Linked DNA regions of Homo sapiens: region 2 is linked to region 1. Evidence: chromatin contacts called from ENCODE Hi-C or POLR2A ChIA-PET data. All regions are on one chromosome and are shown on one strand. The core of a region is the stretch at or near the end of the contact, and the rest is flanking DNA. Distances in the headings are between cores, read along the strand shown. Region 1 holds the start of EGOT (eosinophil granule ontogeny transcript). Region 2 holds the start of SUMF1 (sulfatase modifying factor 1).

The links. Hi-C counts contacts between places; a loop is a spot of excess contacts on that map. ChIA-PET counts read pairs that join two places held with the same protein, here RNA polymerase II (POLR2A). Pooled maps may share reads with other maps.
Region 2: a loop to region 1 is called in a pooled map, with 2.6 times the contacts of the local background. The contact joins the promoter of SUMF1 here to the promoter of EGOT in region 1. A Hi-C loop is called at or near these places in 2 of 50 pooled maps. POLR2A ChIA-PET finds 5 or more read pairs at or near these places in 2 of 52 experiments (Caco-2 and PC-9).

The regions. Positions count from the first base shown.
Region 1 is chr3:4,748,105-4,753,141 of GRCh38, reverse strand. EGOT (eosinophil granule ontogeny transcript) reads left to right here and starts at 1,552. Exons shown (of 2, transcript NR_004428.1): 1 at 1,552-2,196; 2 at 3,132-3,950. All of the region lies in intron 44 of ITPR1 (inositol 1,4,5-trisphosphate receptor type 1), which reads right to left. RefSeq lists an enhancer at 3,430-3,499 and a silencer at 4,161-4,353.
Region 2 is chr3:4,465,130-4,469,706 of GRCh38, reverse strand. SUMF1 (sulfatase modifying factor 1) reads left to right here and starts at 2,438. Exons shown (of 9, transcript NM_182760.4): 1 at 2,438-2,731. The coding sequence starts at 2,462. LOC124909340 (a long non-coding RNA gene) reads right to left here and starts at 2,883. Exons shown (of 2, transcript XR_007095789.1): 1 at 2,199-2,883; 2 at 308-1,043. RefSeq lists an enhancer at 2,212-2,391 and a silencer at 2,562-2,741.

The DNA of each region.
Region 1 (5,037 bases), core at 303-2,802:
AACATCCCAAGCACAAGCCAACCCTCTTCTGAAATACTCTTGCCCTCTGCTACTCTTCACACAGCTCCTTCTCTTCGCATCTGTTGGGTCTCAGCTTGAACGGTATCTCCCCAGAGAAGCCCTCCCTGGCCACGCTTCGTGGCGCCTGTTTGCTTCCCCATCACACTTCTCTGAAGCTCTGATTTAGCTGATGATGAGCTGATTTCCTAGCTCTGTCTCCCACAAGACTGTAAGCTCCTGGAGGGCAGGGGCTATGTTGGTCTCATCCCTGACTGTATTGACGCCAATGTGTATAGCACCTGACACCCAGGGAGTGCTCAGTAAGTAAACATCTGCTATATTAAGCCGGCTGTGGTGACACAAGCCAGTAGTTCTAGCTACTCCGGAGGCTGAGACAGAAAGATCTCTTCAGCCCAGGAGTTCAAGGCCAGCTTGGTCAACACAGTAAGGCCTCTTCTCTCTTTTTAAAAAATTTACTATATTAATGAATGAACAATAATCCTGAAGGAGGTGCAATTCCGAAACACTCAAGCCAAGCTTTGCATCCATGGCAGCTGAAGTATAACTTTATGGCCAGAAGAAGCCTGCATGTGAAAGCTCAAAGTCCTGCTAAGTGGGAATATGCAGCACACCGCAGACCAGCCAAAGGCAGCTGATGTGGTGTTGTCACCTCTACGGGCTTATCCGGTTTTTGCACGTAACTCTGTGATGGGCTCAGCCTGGCTGAGGATCCTTAATCCATCGAGTTAACTGTTAACTACCCCGGCCCCAGTGACACAGCAGCTTGCATGATTAACTACAGCCCGGGAGGGATGATCATTTGTGCACCTTCCGTCTCCAAACCTGGCTCCCTCCCCAGACTTGATAGCTACAAGCTCTGGGCTCAACAGTTTGTGGGTTTGTGTTGCAAGGAGGCTAATAAAAACATATTTCTCAAATACCATATGGTGAGGGCAACTGCAACACATCCTCCTCGAAGAGCAATAAAATATATATATTTTTAAAGTCCTGAATTCCAGGGGAAAAACGAGGCTTGAAGACTTCAGAGGGTTTACAGGACTATCCCCTTCAGTGTCAGAGCCATCTTGATCAAAAGTCTAAAACCCAGGAATAGGAAATTGGTAGAAACTTTGAGAGAGCCTCTGACAGTTTCAAAGAGGAACTCAGAGGACCTCAGGAAATGTGAGCGGGCATAGATTTCTCCGTGAAAAGGAGGGTCAAGGCAGAAGAACCAGAGGCAACTGTGAACATCAAGTCAGTTCTCAGGGAAGCAGGGGATCCAAGTGTGTACATGAGGCGCCTTCACTGTCCCTGCATCAGGAATCTAGCTGTTGGCACCTTATAATGAGAAAACAGTCTCAACCATGAAGTTAACTCTGCTGGAAGATTTCCAAAGGGAAAGTCCCTCCCGTTACTCAGAGGGGAAAAAAAAATTACCTACTTGGTCTGGAATCCGGGGATATTTTATGCAGATGTCTCTAACAGAAGTTAATAAAGGGAAGTCAGCTTGCCTCTGATTATTCAAACAGGCTACTGCTATTAAGGATTGCACAACTTCTGGGCAAGGCAGAGGTGGGTTTGGCTTTTTAAAAATTTTTTCAGCCTGTCCTCATGGAACTACATATTCTTTTCTAAGAACTTTTCATCCTAACCTCCCTACTCACATCTTCTAAGTGTCTCTGCTCTGGTGGGAATGTGATGGACAACACAGAGCCATCTCAGAAGCCTCTGTGGCCACCACCAGGCCGGCCAGGGTGCAGGGGGCCACTCCCTGGGCAGCCATAGGGTTCTCAGCAAGGTGCATTCGTCGTCCCTGCTGAGAATCTGATGGGGCAGCATTTTTTTTTTTAATTAAATGCAAGCTGAGTCATTTCAACCTGCAACCTTCAGGTAACAGGAGTTACCCAAGCTCCAGGAATTATGATTGTGGGGTAAACCCATTCTCTTGTTTTCTTGCGGTTCTATTTTATAACGCACTAGAGGAGACAGAGACGTCATTGCTTCACCCAGGGCAAGAGGACAAAGGAGGATGCATGGAAATACAAACAGCCCTTCTCCTCCAGGCCATACCGACTGTCCAACTAGCAACAGACTTCACCTGGTTTTGGAGCAATCTGAATTTGGAATATGCCAGAGAAAACTTCTATCAGGCAAGATGGAAGACTCCTAGGATAGGTCTCTCTCATGGAGGGATTGGTAATAAAAAAATCATGGGAAAAGAAATAAGGGAGGGTGGAAAAAACACACCTTAGAAAACAACTTCTGATGTCCCGGGGCTACACAATGGGGGAGCTGAGCACTTAGGAAGGAGAGGGAAAATATTCTGTTTCCGGAGACAGCTCCAAGAATCATGAGTAGGTGTGAGAAACAAGGAAGCTTACAGATTTAAAAAAAAAAAGAAAGAAAGAAAGGAAGGGGGCAAAAGGAAGGAGTCAGGGAAGGGGGGAGTGAGATCTTTGAGAGACAGGGGAATTAAAAAACACCATAGCAACAACGCAGTCCACCTACCCTGGCCGCCCACCCACAGCCAGATTCTTTACTGACGCATTTGAGAACAAGCTGGTTCCTACCAGCTCAGGAAGGTGAGCAAACCCAGAGAGCTCATTAAATCCCTTCTCAGCGACTCTTGTCTGCCTGCAGATAGTGAGCAAGGAGGATATAAATAGAAGTTATATAACATCTCTTTGTTGATTCCTGTGCTTACCAAAAAAAAATGCAGCATGACCTTGTTTTTCTTTAGAGTTTGCCTCGGCCTGCTGGTTGAGGACTTTAATCCAGATAGGAATCATCTTGAAGTTTAAACAGCAGGATATAGATTTCCAAGTTAAGGGTGCTCTGCATGGCCATCCAAGTTAGGAACCCACAGGGTCAAGTCCTCCTCCGCGGATTAAAAAAAAAAAAATCCACCAGCTCTAAAACAACAACAGCAGGTATGGAATCTTGTGGCTTCCTCTTAGAACATCTCCTGAGGTAAATTAAGGAGTAAATTTGATACCCAAGAGCAAAGCATCATTAAAATGGCATCTTGGGTTTTCTAAAGGAGGTTCGAGCACCACAGGTATATTCAAAGGTAACTGGTGGTTTCCACATACCCTCCAGGCCTAAGCAGTTGTCTTTTTGTTCCTTAACAGGCACGATGGTAAGAGTCCAGTGGATGGAAAAGGCCTCCTCCTTAAAGATGGTGATGGAAACGAGCACTGCACAGGGAAACACAAATCAGGTCCCCTGAAATCCAGCCCAACCTGGCCAGACCCTCCAGTGCCCATCAGGGCTTATGAACAGGGTGCTTCAGTGTCTTTGTTAGGGGTGGTTAAAAAGGAGCACGTGCTTATAGGGGATGCTGCTGAGCTCCATGATTTTGACTTCCTGTCTAACCTGTTGATGCTACAAAACTCTTTTAAAAACAGTTACCATGGGAACTTTTCCCTAGCAAGCATTCTTCAAGAAACGTTACAGGTGCTGGTGAATTCAATGCCCTTGGTGTCAATAAGCTTTTGCTGAGTCTTAGAATGTGTGGCTTGAACTGAGAGGACTTTCAAACAGATAATGCGAAGTTTCCAATGCAAATGTCTTCGGGGTTAAGTGTCAGTGAAGTGCAGTGGAAGGTAGGGGGATAAAATGATCTCAGTGTATATGGAGGCCCCACTTAAGCATTCAAAAAATTCTATATACAGTGTTTTCAATGTATTATGTATCAGCAAAACAAAATACCCCATAGGGCTATAATCAGCTCAGGGGGTCACCTCAGCAAGAGATGCTCTGGCTATCACTCCTACTACGGGATTTCCTCTCTCATCAGAACCAGTAGGTGGTCAAAACCACAATAATGCATAAATGAAGGCAGGGAATTGGGTATCCAATGTGAGCAACTGAAAAGGTGCCATGTATTAGCTATTTGCCATTATGGTTCTGCAAGTGCTCAGATGACTCATAAAATGACCAGAACAAAAGTTTGTTCTTTTGTTTTTACTTTGAGAAGATAAAGAATCACGAATTAGTATTCAAGGTTACCTAATACTAACCCTTGTCTACCACGTGACCTTGCATTACAGGGAGCTGTTGTTGGGACAGGACAAGAGTCCACATCCCCTGCCCAGTGCCTGGTTCTGGGTCATGTCACCGAAGCGCATCAGCCCATCTGTCAGCCAAACCCCACTAGCCTTGTGCCTTCTCTTCTAAATCCCCGCGGAGGAAAACAACTTCTGCCTTCTACAGTACGAACAGCGAGGGTCTGCTGGGAACCAATACAACTTCGCGTCCCAGTGCAGCAATGTTGCCAGGTAACAAATGTAGAAACATACTCCAAAAACTGTATGTGACAATATACAACCTCCGCTCTGCAGCTGATAACCGAGGGAGTGTTAAAACACCGCGTTCTCTTAACACTTGGGTTTTTGGTGTGAAAGTAAAATTAAACGGGATACTTCCTCTTGTAAATATAAGACAGGCATACAACTCACACACGTATCCACTAATCGGAAATAGTAGAGGGGTTTGCAATAGCTATCTGCAGTGCATCCCAGCCTTCACTCTTACCCTCAAGATGAATTCCAGAAAACCTACAGAAACGATAACTGAGGAAGAGCCTTTCTTCTGTCGGGGACAAGCTCTCCTCTAACAATTGTGAGGAAGCTACCCACAAGAAAGACACCAGCAGAAATTAAGGAAAAGCTCATGCATTGTTATTAAAAAAAAATGTGCTTCCATTCCACTCCATTTTAAAGGTCTACCTTTAAAACTCATTGGCTAACCAAGCAGTGACTACTTGCTTCTCAGATCAAATAACCAGTGCAGCCTGTTCCCACCCCAAACGAAAACAAGATAGACACTGCTCTCTAGTAGGCAGAGCTCCAAAGTGGGTACAGGGCACTGAATAGCTCCCTCACATTGTACTCATGTAACTTAAAGGCTGGCTAGCATGGGAGAAAGCTGAGAGACTTCTGAGGGCCTTGTGTTCAAATCCCAGCTCTGCCAACTGGGTGACTTTGGGTAAGACACATGGCTTTTTTCAGACTCAGTTTCCTCATCTGCAATTGG
Region 2 (4,577 bases), core at 1,189-3,688, 280 kb after region 1:
TCCATCTTTCATAATGATTAGTAATAGCAAAGTTATTTTTGAGATATGTTAAATGTCAGGTACCAGGCTACACCTTTTATATACTTTGTGTTATTTAATCCCCATAAAATCTATAAGAAAAAGGAATTATTATTCCCATTTCACACACGAAGAAATAGAGGCTCAGAAAGCTGAAATAATTTGCCTAGGTCATACTTCATGTAAAGTGGCCAGCTTTAACCACAGCTCTTTGTGAGTCTAAGACCTATATTATTTTCTCCACAATTTGATTCCCCTTAAGAGAAAGAGATAATCGTTACTTCATTTGTTCATTCACTTATCCATAATTTAATAAATGTTCACTGAGTGATCATGTGCAGGCTTGGCCTGATTTTGCTGATACAGTGGCAAACGAATAGGCTCCTGCCTTACCTTCATGGAGGTTATAGCCTAATGGTATAGCTGGACCAGGAATCAAAGAAGTTCAGGTCTCTGAAGCGCAGCTGACACAGCATGTGCTGAGACTGATATTTGAAGGAGGCGAACAAAGATTACCGTTGACCTAGACCTTGACTATATATTATGCACAGTAAATACATACAACCTTGGTTAAGGCATTGACCTTTTAGCTTCATCAATTTTGAAATGAGTATAGTAATAATACATTTCTTGCCAAGTGGTTGTAATCTCAAATGAGAAAATGTGTGAAAGGCCTTGGCAAACTGTAAAATAGTCAACAAGGAGAAAAGGCCTTTTTTTTTTTTTTGAGAGATGGTCTCACTTTGTCACCCAGGCTGGAGTGCAGTGGCACAATCATGGCTCACTGCAGCCTCTGCCTACCAGGCTCAAGTGATCCTCCTGCCTCAGCCTCCGAAGTAGCCAGGACCACCGGTGTGCGTCACCATGGCCAGTTAATTTTCTTAATTTTTTGTAGAGACAAGGTCTTGCTGTGTTGCCCAGGCTGGTCTCAAGCTCCTGGCCTCTAGCGATTCTCCTGCCTCGGCCTCCTAAAGTGCTGGGATTACAGGCTTGAGACACGGTGCCTGGCTGGTCTTTTCTTTATGCTAAAAAAATTCAAACAGATGCTACATTAGAATAGTGCAATAAACACCCAGATGCCCATCAACCAGCTATGACAGTTATCAACTCATGGCCAATCATGCTTCATCTTTAGCCAGACCCTGATTACCCATTTTTTGGGAAGCAAATCTTTGACTGCCTATATTTTTATCCATATATATATATGTGTGTGTGTGTGTGTGTGTGTGTGTATACCTCAGTGAGTGTGTGTGTACCTCAGTGAGGGGATTCTTTTAAAAAATATAGCCACAAATACCATTATTACTCCTAAAAGCCTAAAAACAAAATTTACAGCAATTCCTTAATTTTATCAAATATTATAATTTGACTTAGTGGTTAAATTTCCCTGATTATCTCAAAAATTTTGAACTCAGTAGGTTTGAATTAGTATTTAGATAAGGTTCACATATTGCAGCTGGCTGCTATGTTTTTTTTTTTTTTTTTTTTTTCAGATGGAGTCTTGCTCTGTCCCCAGGCTGGAGTGCGGTGGCGCCATCTCGGCTCACTGCAAGCTCCACCTCCCGGATTCATGCCATTCTCCTGCCTCAGCCTCCCGAGTAGCTGGGACTACAGGCGCGTGCCACCACGCCGGGCTAATTTTTTGTATTTTTTAGTAGAGATGGGGTTTCACCGTGTTAGCCAGGATGGTCTCGATCTCCTGACCTCGTGATCCACCCGCCTCGGCCTCCCAAAGTGCTGGGATTACAGGCTTGAGCCACCGCGCCCGGCCTGCTATGTTGTTTTTTAATCTGTAAGTTTCTCCTTCATCTTCTTTTTGTTTTGGTTTTGCATTTTGTTCGATTACGGAACTGTAGAACAGTGGTTCTTAAACTTAAGTGTGGATTAGAATCATCTGGAGAGCTTGTGAAACCCTGGATTGCTGTGTCCAGTCCCCACGGATTCTGATTCCGTATTGTATTTCTCTTTTTTTTTTGAGACGGAGTCTTGCTCTGTCGCCGAGGCTGGAGTGCAGTGGCGGGATCTGGGCTCACTGAAACCTCCGCCTCCCAGGTTCAAACGATTCTCCTGCCTTGGCCTCCCGACTAGCTGGGACTACAAGCGCGCCATTACTGGGTCTTTGTGAGGATTAAATGAGATTTTAAAAAGTGAAGTGCTTAGCATAGTACTCTGGCACTTACCAAATGCCCAGCAAATTTGACTGTTATTTTTCAACCAAGAAATCATAAAGGGGTGCACGGTCTGTGGAAGGCCTTGAGTTTTGTGGAGTTTTGTGTTTTGCTGCGTTTTGACGTTAGCACAGGCAAGCAGCAGCGCCAAAGAAGTACCTGAAGAAAGGTGAAGAGCAACTCTCCTGGTCACTTCGTAAGTCAGCTCAAAATTCTGCCCCTTTAAGGAGGGCTCAGCCACGTGACCAACCGGGTCACATGGCCCGCGGGACAACATGGCTGCGCCCGCACTAGGGCTGGTGTGTGGACGTTGCCCTGAGCTGGGTCTCGTCCTCTTGCTGCTGCTGCTCTCGCTGCTGTGTGGAGCGGCAGGGAGCCAGGAGGCCGGGACCGGTGCGGGCGCGGGGTCCCTTGCGGGTTCTTGCGGCTGCGGCACGCCCCAGCGGCCTGGCGCCCATGGCAGTTCGGCAGCCGCTCACCGATACTCGCGGGAGGCTAACGCTCCGGGCCCCGTACCCGGAGAGCGGCAACTCGCGCACTCAAAGGTGCTCCATCGATTCCTCCGAGGCGGGTGGGGGCTGCTCGGTTCCTGGACGGGGTTGGAGTAGGCAAAGCAAGGCACTAGTAGGAAGGGAAGTAAAGGTTATAACCACACCCCAAATCGAGCACCTGCTGTTCCCGTATGAGGAGTTCCTTCTCCGTGCCTCACCGGAAGACTCCATTTAATTGACCATTAGGGAGTTTGGTTTGAGGGTTATTGTTACTTCTTTACCCCCTATTTCTTTCTCCCTCCAACCTGTTCTCTTAATGAGGATCTCATAATTTTAAGGCAATCAAATTATGGTTTAAATCACCATTTCCTCTCTTATTAACGGAATAAATTAGGATCCTGGGTCTCAGTATCTTCACCAGGGTTGTTGTATACTTATCTGTAGTCTCCTCGAGTACACTCTGCTTGAGGACAAGGGCTTGAATTGTTTATCCTGCTATTCTTAGCACTTTAGCACTTAGGAAGGGCTAAGCAAACTGTAGTTGTTTTATTGCTATTATTTATCTGTCTTGCTTAGCGCCTGTATGTGTTAGGTGCCGGGATATATAAATAACTTACTGGCCGGGCGCGGTGGCTCACATGCCTGTAATCCCAGCACTTTGGGAGGCCGAAGCGCGCGGATCACGAGGTCAGGAGTTCGAGACCAGCCTGGCCAACATGGCGAAACCCCGTCTCTACTAAAAATACAAAAATTAGCCGGGCGTGGTGGCGGGCGCCTGTAATCCCAGCTACTCGGGAGGCTGAGGCAGGAGAATTGCTGGAACCCGGGAGGCGGAGGTTGCAGTGAGCCGAGATCTTGCCACTGCACTCCAGCCTGGGCGACAGGGCGAGACTCCGTCTCGAAAAAAAAAAAGAAAGAAAGAAATAACTGTTACTTCAATCTGTCTGCCCGGTATTTTGCATATTGATGTGTTGTCGAAACAACTTATGGGTCTAAAGGTCAGGTCTTCTGACTCCTAAACTAGTGCTCCTTCTTGTTTACTTAGCAGACACTATCCTTTTCCCATTCCATTTTTCTTTCCTTTGGGTTAATCCTGACCAATATTTAGGACTTAGGTGAGAGGTAACATCCACAGTAGGTTTTACCTGATCTCCTCTTTCTCTCCCCTTCAATATTTCCGTATCCTGCCTCAGTAGTTATGTGTTTATTCTGACATAACAATTATTAAAGATGTTTTTCTGCTGATGTCTCTCCCCAACTGGACTGTGAGGGTGATGGGGTCAGGACCATGATTTAGTCTCTCAGGTGTAGAGTGTAGGAGGTTGATACCTGGGCTTCTCATTGTTTTTCCATCCTGTATAATTTTTGGCCTTTACTTTTTTTCCTGTTACCCTTAGAGCATGTCCTGCAGTACTGTTTATCTTTTGTGTGTTGAAGACTCCTGATTACTGTTTTAGTGTGTATTGGCCATACTTGATATTAATTCCTCTCTAACTTGCCTGGTAATTGATAATCAATCTCTCTTTCTTTTTTCTTTTCTTTTTTTTTTTTTTAGACGGAGTCTCGCTCTGTCACCAGGCTGGAGTGCAGTGGCGCGATCTCCGCTCACTGCAATCTCCACCTCCTGGGTTCGAATGATTCTCCTTCCTGCCTCAGCCTCCCAAGTAGCTGGGATTACAGGCACACGCCACCATACCCAGCTAATTTTTGTATTTTTAATAGAGATGGGGTTTCACCATGTTGGCCCGGATGGTCTCAATCTCCTGACCTTGTGATCCGCTTGCCTTGGCCTCCCAGCGTGCTGGGATTACAAACGTGAGCCACCGCGCCAAGCCAGTCTGTCCCTCTTTCTAAGGAGAAATCCTTACATCTGTTTATCTATTTTTTAATAGGGCAGCCA